2 separate regions of the Homo sapiens genome follow, and region 1 is linked to region 2. Evidence: read pairs that join two places in POLR2A ChIA-PET (ENCODE). Cell type or tissue: MCF 10A. All regions are shown on one strand. Each heading gives the region's core, and the rest is flanking DNA. Links, peaks and the distances in the headings are about the cores only.

The links. ChIA-PET counts read pairs that join two places held together with the same protein. Peaks named below come from ENCODE experiments on the same cell type or tissue, not always from the same donor. Only the 100,000 strongest peaks of a DNase experiment are listed, where the experiment ranks them.
Region 1: POLR2A ChIA-PET joins it to region 2 with 11 read pairs; 9 of 35 experiments call an interaction of 5 or more read pairs at or near these places.

The regions. Positions count from the first base shown.
Region 1 is chr20:34,333,062-34,338,442 of GRCh38, forward strand. No RefSeq gene overlaps it. Among named protein-coding and RNA genes, the nearest start is that of ITCH, 28 kb to the right of the region's middle. RefSeq lists enhancers at 5,199-5,308, 5,359-5,381. In MCF 10A, for the core only: no CTCF peak of the experiment used is centred there; a DNase peak (open chromatin) is centred at 2,770.
Region 2 is chr20:34,388,052-34,393,432 of GRCh38, forward strand. The region is part of intron 2 of ITCH (itchy E3 ubiquitin protein ligase); the gene reads left to right. Among named protein-coding and RNA genes, the nearest start is that of ITCH, 27 kb to the left of the region's middle. In MCF 10A, for the core only: no CTCF peak of the experiment used is centred there; a DNase peak (open chromatin) is centred at 2,910.

The DNA.
Region 1 (5,381 bases), core at 67-5,066, 55 kb before region 2:
GCACACACCTGTAGTCCCAGCTACTTGGGAGGCTTGGGAGGCTGAGATGGGAGGATTGCTTGAGCCCTGGTTAAGTTGAGGCTTCAGTGAGCTGAGATTGTGCTACTGTACTCCAGCATGGGTGACAGAGCAAGACCCAGTCTAAAAAAAAAAAAAAAAAAATAGAATTGGCAGAAAAGCCAAAAGAGAAATGTTGCTTTTTTTCCCCTGGACTCTGGTCACTAACTACCTATGTGATCTTGAGCAGACTGTAGCACTTCTGTGCCTCAGGCTCCCCATCTGTAAAATAGGGACACATTCGTAGTTACTTGATAAATGGTTGTAAGGATTAAGTGAGTTAACATACATAAAACATGATAAAACATGAATAGTAGTGCCTGCTACAATGTTGGAATTAAATTTGTTTTCATTCTTCTGTGACTTTTCATGGTACTAATGGTACTAAATAATCTCTGTCTTGCTGGGCATGGTGGCTCACACCTGTAATCCCAGCACTTTGGGAGGCCGAGGTGGGTGGATCACCTGAGGTCAGGAGTTCAAGACCAGCCTGACCAACATGGAGAAACCCCGTCTCTACTAACAATACAAAATTAGCCGAGGTGGTGGCACATGCCTGTAATCCTAGCTACTCAGGAGGCTGAGGCAGGAGAATCGCTTGAACCCAGGAGGCAGAGGTTTCAGTGAGCCGAGATCGCACCATTGCACTCCAGCCTGGGCAAAAAGAGTGAAACTCTATCTCAAAAATAATAATAATAATAATAATCTCTGTCTTGATCAGAAGTTGGGGAGAGTCTCCCCTCACCATTCCTTCAGGGTCTTATGCGGAGGAAAAGCTGTTAAAAAAAAAGTGTAAAGGTCAAAAGTAATAAGGAAATCATGCCCTCTGCAGGGAAGCAGCCACCATACCCAGCCCACACGGAACGTGGCTGTGGCTGAGCAGTGCCCCCAGCTCCTGGGTGGGCCTCTCCTCCCTTCTAAGAGTTTCTGTAAAAAGATTTTTGAGTTAAAAAAAAAAGTGCAAAGGATTATATTGGAGACAGAGGGTTAAGACAATGACGCTAGGATAAAGACAAGCCTGTGGGTGGTGGAAAAGACTGGGTTGTGGGGTTGAGGGGGGTCCAAGATCCAGTAGGCCTAGAATCCAAGAACAGAAGCTAATTATCCTAGTTCATCAAATTTAAGATCCATCATTGTAATATACACCACTATTTTATGTTCTTTTTTTTTGAGACAGAGTCTTGCTCTGTTGCCAGGCTGGAGTGCAGTGGTGGCGCGATCTCGGCTCACTGCAACCTCTGCCTCCCGAGCTCAAGTGATTCTCCTGCCTCAGCCTCCCGAGTAGAGTAGCTGGGACTACAGGCATGCGCTACCATGCCCAGCTAATTTTTGTATTTTTAGTAGAGACGGGGTTTCACCATGTTGGCCAGGCAGGTCTCAAACTCCTGACCTCGTGATCTGCCCACCTCGGCCTCCCAAAGTGCTGGTGGCACAGGCATGAGCCACCACCCCCGGCCTATGTACTTTTTAAATGCTGCAATTAGCTTATTATGTCATTAACTGTTACATGCATTCCAATTTCAAAGATATTAAAAGGTAAACAAATGTGCATCATAGAATCATTAAAATATGAGTCCCTAAGCACTGAAATTGGAAACAATGCCCTTGCCCCAATTTTTTAAAATGTCCCTGAACTGTAAAATAAATAAACATAAGGGGATTTCCCCAAGATGATTACTTTTAAGTTTTATGAGGGAAAATGGTAAATGTCAAATTCTGTCCCTAAACCATATCTCATCTCTTTTGTTCCTCTGTAAGGGCTGAATCAGCCTGTTGGGTGACCCAGGCCTGCCCTGGGGGAGGGAGGAAATCCACACAACTGAGTCCTTTGAGCCTCTCCCCTGCCCTGAGTTCAGTAGCAGCTGGAAAGGGGCCCAGCTTTATGGGGGAACAATGGTGCCAGCCAGCTTCGGGTGAAACAAGGCTGAACAGCCTGGCTGGGTCTGGCCTGGGTCCAGAAGAGTGCCCCTTGCACCTGAGGGGTCCGCTCCCCTTCAGCAAAGGACAGATGAAGCCAGGGAAAGTGGAGAAAGAACTCCCTGGGCTTTCTCCGTGAACAGCTCTCTACGTAGAATCCCAGAATCACCCAGCCAGAGGACCTCAGTGTCCATGGAATCAAACTGCTCCATTGTACAGATGGGAAAACAAAGGCCCCAAAGGGGGCTGGAGCTTGCCTAAGGTCCTTCAGTAAGTCAGTGGCAAAGCTGGAGCCACAGTCAGGTTCCCTTTAATTCAGCATGTCTACCATTAAGTGCAAGTCTGTGCGATCTTTTGCTGTTTTTTGTTGTTTGTTTGTTTCTGTCTTTTAAAAATGCCCAAATTGGCTGGGCGCAGTGGCTCACGCCTATAATCCCAGCACTTTGGGAGGCCAAGGTGGGTGGATCATTTGAGGTCAGGAGTTTGAGACCAGGCTGGCCAACATAGTGAAACCCTGTCTCTACTAAAAATACAAAAATTAGCCAGCGTGGTGGTACATGCCTATAATCCCAGCTACTCGGGAGGCTGAGGCAGGAGAATCGCTTGAACCTGGGAGGCAGAGGTTGCAGTGAGCTAAGATCACGCCACTGCGCTCCAGCCTGCGTGACAGAGAGAGACTCCTACTCAAAAAAAAAAAAGAAAGAAAATGTCAAATTATGTTGCTTGTACAAAATGTCTGTCTGACACATCAGATAGTGTCTGACTCACCTGCCCATTGGAATGAGAAGCTCAGGATCTCAAGCATGAATGCCTCCAGGATAGAGGAGACCTGTGGGTACATGCCTGCCCCTACTCCTTCAAACTAATATTTACTGTGACATAGTAACTTCCTGGCTTCAAAGCTCACCTCTAACGCTTCCCATGTATGTGACCTTGGGCAAATTACTTATCATCGTGGTAGTGGCCTCCAAGATGGCCCTCAATGATTCTCTCTTCCTACATAACCACCAGGCTACTGCAGAAACAGGTGTGACTTCTGAGGCCAGGTCAGAAAAGACAATGCAAGGCTGGGCACAGTGTCTCATGCCTGTAATCCTAGCACTTTGGGAGGCTAAGGTGGGAGGATCACTGGAGTCCAGGAGATTGAGATCAGCCCAGGCAACATAGCCATAAAACGAGACCTCACCTCTACTAAAAAGAGAAAAGAAAATTAGCACCTGTGGTCTCAACCTACTTGGGAGGCTGAGGTGAGAGAATCGCCTGAGCCCAGGAAGTCAAGGTTGCAGTGAGCTGAGATGACACCACTGCATTCCAGCCTGGGCAATAGAGCAAGAACCTGTCTCAAAAAATAAAAACAGCCAGGCGCAGTGGCTCATGCCTGCAATCCCAGCACTTTGGGAGGCCAAGGCAGGCAGATCACGAGGTCAGGAGTTCGAGACCACCCTGACCAACATGGTGAAACCCCGTCTCTATTAAAAATACAAAAATTAACCGGGGGTGGTGGCACGTGCCTGTAACCCCAGCTACTCAGGAGGCTGAGGCAGGAGAATTGCTTGAACTTGGGAGGCAGAGATTGTAGTGAGCCAAGATCGCACCATTGCACTCCAGCCTGGGCAACAGAGCGAGACTCCGTCTCAAAAACAAAACCAAACAAAAAAACAAAGAGACTGCAGCTTCCATCTTGCTCTCTTGGATCACTTGCCCTAAGGGAACTTAGCTGCTATGTTATAAGCACACTCAATGTTATATGCTATGTTATAAGCACAGCCCAATGCAGGGACACACACAGCAAGAAGTAACTGAGACTGCTTGCCAACAGCCAACTGCTTTGCCAGCCGTGTGCACGGGCCCGCTTGAAACTGTATCCTCCAACCCCAGTCCAGCTTCCAGATGACTGCAGCCCTGGTCAACATCTTGAAACTTATGAGATGTTTCTGGTGAGAATCACTCAACTAATCAGCTCCTGAATTCCTTGCCTATAGAAAATACCTGAGGTAATAAATGTTTATTGCTGTTTTAAGCTTTGTAGTTTTGGGGTAATTCCTGACACAGCCACAGACAATGAATACAATCACACTTTGCCTCCTTTTCCTTAAAATGAGGATGATGGGAGGACTTGCTTTATATAATCATGAGGATTCCATATGATACATGAAAAGAATCTGGCTAAGCTGGGTGCAGTGGCTCACGCCTGTAATCCCAACACTTTGGTAGCCCAAGGTAGGTGGATCGCTTCAGCCCAGGAGTTTGAGACCAGCCTGGGCAACACAGTGAAACCCCGTCTCTACAAAAAATACAAAAATTAGCTGGGCATGGTGATGTGCGCCTATAGTCCCAGCTACTCGGGAGGCTGAGGTGGGAGGATCGCTTGAGCCTGGGAAGTTGAGGCTACAGTGAGCTGTGATTGTACCACTGCACTCCAGCCTAGGCCACAGAACAAGACCCTGTCTCAAAAAATAAATAAACCAATAAATAAAAATAAGAAGAGTCTGGCTCATAGCAAATGCACAGCAGATAGGAACCAATATTGCTGTATTATTATATGGTCTCCACTAATCAAGAGGAGAGGTTGAGAGCTATATGAGGAAGGGCCAAAAGGAAAGATGAAGTAGCAACCCCCAGTCTCTTCATTTTCCTGGCAATTCAGCTCTGACTACATTTTCATAGAACCTCCTAAGACAGAAGCCCCATGGGGAAACTTGATCTCCCTAGAAGGCAGTGTAGGGACTATTTATCACTCTGCAAGCATTCCCCTTCGGGTGCTCAGTCTTCATCATCCCCACCACTAGAACTTATCAACTAATTTCTTGCTTATCTACTAGGAGTCCCCAGTCAACAGAATTGACTCCATCTCAGCACTTTCCAGGGACATTCCCAACCTCTGGAAGCTATCCAACAAAGGCTTCCTTTGCTCCTTAATTTATCTCTGAGAAGCAGGTTTAAATTTTAGCTCTGCTGGGTTGGGCACAGTGGCTCACACCTGTAATCCCAGTGCTTTGGGGAGGATGAGGCAGGCAGATCACTTGAGGTCAGGAGTTCAAGACCAGCCTGGCCAACATGGGGAAACCCCGTCTCTACCAAAAATTAGCTGGTCCTGTGATACACTAGCCTGTAGTCCCAGTTACTCAGGAGGCTGAGGTTAGAGGATCACGTGACCCCGGGAGGTGGAGATTGCAGTGAGCTGTGATGGCGCCGCTGTTCCCTAGCATGGGTAACAGAGTGAGACCCTATCTCAAAAAAAAAGACCTAAACAAAAATTTTAGCTCTGCTACCGATTTGTCCTTTGTCAAGTTACTCAACCCCTTGAGCCTCATCTCCTCGTCTGCCAAGCAGAAATAGCGAATATTTGCTTCCGGGTTGTTGGGGGAAGAAAATGAAGCAAGACAGCAAGGTATGAATGCTTTATT
Region 2 (5,381 bases), core at 141-5,140:
ACAGTGCTAAGTAAAGCTATAGATTGCATACTGCTGTACTTGTGAAGGCTTTTTTTTTTTTTTTGAGACACGGTCTCACTGTGTTGCCCAGGCTGGAATGCAGAGGTGCAGTCACGGTTCACTGCTGCCTCAACTTCCTGAGTTCAAGCGGTCCTCCCAGTTTGGCCTCCCATGTAGCTGGGACTATAGGCATGCACCACTGCATCTGGCTAATTTTTAAATTTTTTGTAGAGATGGGAGTCTCACTGTATTGCCCAGGCTGGTCTTCTGAAGGCTTTTAGTTTGTTTGTTTGCTTGTTTGTTTTTAAATCTTGTTTGCTTGCTTTTCTTTTCTTTCTTTTCTTTTTTTTTGAGATGAGGTCTTGCTCTGTCGCCCAAGATGGATTGCAGTGGCCTTATCACAGCTCACTGCAGCCTCTACCTGCTGGTCTCTGGCGATCTTTGTGCCTCAGCCTCCCCGTTAACTGGGACAACAGGCACATACCACCACATCCAGCTAATTTATTTTTATTTTCTGTAGAGACAGGATTTTGCTCTCACATATCTGTCCAACCAATAAACAAAAAAGTTATGATACTCAGGGCAAAGTTTTCTCTAACTCCTCAAAAGGACTTGAATTTAGGACATCTTTCTTACTGAGACATACAAAGGCTTAAAAGTATGTATTACAATCCAAAACACTCACCACTGTCTAACATTTCTCCTCCAAATGAGAGCACTAATAGCCTATTCAAAAGAGTCTCTAATTATGAATGTGAAGTTACAAAGAATGTTTTTTTGTTCTTAGGTCTATGAAGATAACACAAAGGCAACAAGTGAAAACACAATGCATAAAGTTTCACTTTAGTCCCCTTATAACAGAAAACAAGAGATGAAGATAAGAGCACTTTTGCTGTCCTAGAACTTAAAATGAAAATCTAAGAGAGACCCATAATATAAATACAATCATCCCTTGGTATATGTGGGGATTGCTTCTAGGACCACCACATATAACCACGTCAGTGCATGCTCTGAAGTACGCCCTGTGGAACCTGCGTATGTGAAAAGTCCTTCCCATAGACTTGGGTTTCACATCCCATGAGTACTGTATTTTCAATTGGTGTTTTTTATTTTTATTTTTTATTATTTTTTAAAAAATTTTAATTAAATAGAAATGAAGTCTCACTATGTTGCCCACACTGCTTTCAACCTTCTGGGCTCAAGCAACCCTCCCTGCTCAGCCTTCCAAAGTACTGGGATTACGGACGTGAGCCACTGCTCCTGGCCTCAATCTGTGTGTGGTTGAAAAAAGGCTGCATATAAGTGGATCTGTGCAGTTCAAACCAGTTGTTGGACAAGAGCCAACTGTAATTAGAATTATAAAAATTGATGCCATGCTCTCTGTGTGAGTAACAATGCAGTAAGAATATGCAGATTTTAGTCACTAATTTTGACTTCCTGGGAAAGGAACTGCAGACTAGATGCTACAAAAGAGAAACACTTGAGGGTGAAAAAGATTAACTGTAAGAAAATGGGAAAGAGACTAAGAAATCCAGTTTCTTAGAAAAACATATTCAGTAGAAACTTAGGAACAGAAGTGATGTCTTGGTTGGCCATGAGATAGTAGATCCCTACAACCACTAGAAAGTGTCCATTAGGGACATTATCCCTTTAGGGTAATGTGCAGGTGGTCATGTTTCAGACTTTATTACTCAAAGTCATGACCACTGGGGAGGTTAGATAAGCATCTTTTTAAGGGGTTATCTATGTTACAGGCATTGTTTAAAGACTCTGCTGAAGAACACCTTGGTATGCAGGAATCAAACATTGGTCAGGGCCAGGCACTTTGGGAGGCCAAGGTGGGTGGATCATTTGAGGTCAGGAGTTTGAGACCAGCCTGGCCAGCATGATGAAACCCCATCTCTACTAAAAATACAAAAATTAGCTAGGTGTGGTTGTGGGTGCCTGTAGTCCCAGCTACTGGGGAGGCTAAGGCAGGAGAGTCGCTTGAACCTGGGAAGTGGAGGTTGCAGTGAGCTAAGACTGTGCCACTGCACTCAGCCAGGGCAACAGAGTGAGACTCTGTCTCAAAAAAAAAAAGAAAAAAATTGGTTAGCATGATGGTTTCACTTCAAGATGGCATCACTCTTGCATGCAACAGGCAGTTTTCCTACAACTGTCTTTAATTCTGCAGATACTCTGTCAGTCTTTAAAATGAAACTATAAATTATAGATTATCTACATTTATGGATGAAGAAAGTGTGGCTTAGAGAAATTCAGTAATTTGCTCAAGTTCACAGAGTAACAGTTCAGGAATGTTGATCTAGATCTGTCTGACTTCACAGTTGGCATACATAATTACCATGCTATAATGTCTTCTGTAATACATGGTATAGAATTGACAAGAATAATCTTTTTTTTTTTTTTTTTTTTTTTTTGAGATGAAGTCTAGCTCTATTGCCCAGGCTGGAGTGCAATGGCACGATGTTGGTTCACTGCAATCTCAGCCTTCCAGGTTCAACGATCCTCCCGCCTCAGCCTCCCAAGTAGCTGGGATTACAAGCGTGTACCACCATACCTGGCTAATGTTTGTATTTTTAGTAGAGACGAGGTTTCACTATGTTGGCCAGGCTGGTCTCGAACTCCTGACCTCAGGTGATCCACCTACCTTAGCCTCCCAAAGTGCTGGGATTACAGGCTTGAGCCACTGTGCCCAGCCTAGATTTAATCTTTTTTTTTTCTTTTTTGAGATGGAGTTTTGCTCCTGTTGCCCAGGCTGGAGTGCAATGGCGCAATCTTGGCTTACTGCCTCCCGGGTTCAAGCGATTCTCCTGCCTCAGACTTCCGAGTAGCTGGAATTACAAGCATCCACCACCACGCCCAGCTAATTTTTTGTATTTTTAATACAGACGGGGTTTCAACGTGTTGGCCAGGCTGGTGTTGAACTCCTGACCTCAGGTGATTCACCCGTCTTGGCCTCCCAGAGTGCTGGGATTACAGGAGTGAGTCACCACGCCCGGCCTAGATTTAATCATTTTAACCATGTATGCAGTTGTAAATAATAGAACTAAGAATCTGGCGCTCAGGGGAGAGGATGGGACTTGAAGTGTGGATTATCTATTTTTTTCTACTCTGTTTTATGCTGTTTTTAAAATTGTACAAGTCAACAGTGATACATGTCCTATTTTTAGAACTTCAAACAATACATACAAAACTACAGTTCCCTATGACCACGTACTTGAGTACACAGGTGCCCTCCTCCTGAATGGAATGTATACTTTTTCTGCGTTTATTTACAAGTATTTGTACCCATAGGAATATATAGTGTTTTAGTTTGCAAAAATAATATCATACTGTACATACTGATGGGGTGATCATTTTGTGATCTACCCCACCCCAACTCATGCATGTTGTTCTGCAGCTTTAAAGATGTTCTTGGGATCTCTCAATTTCAGTCATTAATAAGTTACTTATTTTGATACCTGCATAGTAATCTGTTCTGTGGTATGAATATGTGATTTAATATATGAATATGCCAATTGATAATATACATTATTTCTAATTTTTTTGATATTATACAAATAGTGATTTTTATTCTTTTCAAGAATTTAAAATGCTTGGTGAATTTTAGTTATGTAAAACTAGTATGTATATGTACATAAATTATTGAAATTACTAGGATGTTTTTGGCAGAGCACCTCACAATTCTACCATAATGATTCTCTGTAATTATCTGGAGAGTCATTGTTCTTAAAAATGTTTGCAGTCTGTGCTTTCATTAATCTTTTCTACATGAAGTTAATTTTAGTTTTTAAAATATACTTAATTTTTGTAGAGATTTAAAATTTTTTGCAACTTTGTAATTAATGTTAATTTATATTTAGAATAATTTATACTGTACTATTAGGGCATTTTCTTGCAATAAATTATTAGTGGAGATGAGCGACTGTTGATGGAGATGAGTACCTTTATCATGCAGAATATCAGCAGCCAGATATTGGACTTTTCTCACTGCCCCTTAATTTACTTTTTTAAATATTGTCGTTCTATGGCAATCAGGCTTTTGGATATTGAGGAGGAAGTAATAACTACATAATGTGATAATGATGTCTTTGAGGACCCTTGTCCATAACAAGCCATTTGAATCAGAATAATATCTTGTGCAATATGGTGTTAAGGCTTTTAGGTTACATCTCATTTCTGAATGTATTCTGGATGACTTCTATTGACTTTATGATGTTTACCTTTCATATTTAAAATAAGAGGGTTCTTTTAGCAGATTTTGGTTATAAAACATCTGAAATAGTGTAATTTAAATAAACAAGGTAAAGGAAAAAAATATATGTATTATGCCAAGAAAATGAGCTAGTCCTTATGGTTGAGACGAAATTTTAGCTTTGAGCATTTTTGTATGTAAGCACAGAATGAAGTAGGTTGGATTTTATAGGGTTCATCTCAGTAGGAATTATTGTTCTATTTCATTTTTGCAGAATTGAGAAGCCATCATAATTGTTTTATATTTAAACTTTTAAACAGAAACCTAAATTTGCATAAAAACTCAAGACAGCGTTTACAGTTTCAAGGCATTTTGTTTGCCTTATTGTATTTGTGTACTTCTTCCATAGTGCCTGGCAAACAGTAAGTGCCAAGTACATTTAGTTTGATTTTATTTTTTATTGTATCTTATTTCTTCTTTTTTGAGGTAGGGTCTTCCTCTGTTGCCCAGGCTGGAGTACAGTGGTGTGATCATAGCTCACTGCAGACTTGACCTCCTGGTTGGGGAGTGGTGGTGTGCACCAGTGGTCCCAGCTACTCAGGAGGCTGAAGCAGAAGGACCCCCCCAGCCCGGGAGGCGCTCCAGAACACCCCAGCTTGGGTGACAGAGTGAGAATCTTTCTCAAAAAATAAATAAGTAAATAAAGTTGCTTGGGACATGTTATATAGATGCTATTTAAAGCTATCTGGATAGGTAATATCCTCCAGTTTATAATCATCTGTACCCCATTGCGTGATGGGGTGATCATTTTGTGATCCACCCCACCCCAACTCATGCATGCTAACAGTTATGTATGCCTTTTCTCCAATTTATCTGCCTGCGTTTTGTCAGACGATTTTCAGCGAACCTTCACTGGGCAAAGGGGAAGTCTTCTTTTGGCCCCTGTATTACTAACAAGCATTGACTTCTAAATGGGTAATTTGGTCAGGTGTGGTGGCTCACGCTGTAATCCAGCACTTTGGGAAGTCAGGGTGGGAGGATCACTTGAGCCCAGGAGTTTGAAACCAGCCTGGGCAATATAGTGAGATCCTGTCTCTACCAAAAATTAAAAAAATTAGGCGAGCATGGTGGCACCCACTTATAGTCTTACCTACTGGGGACTGGGTAATATCCTCAAGGGAATGAG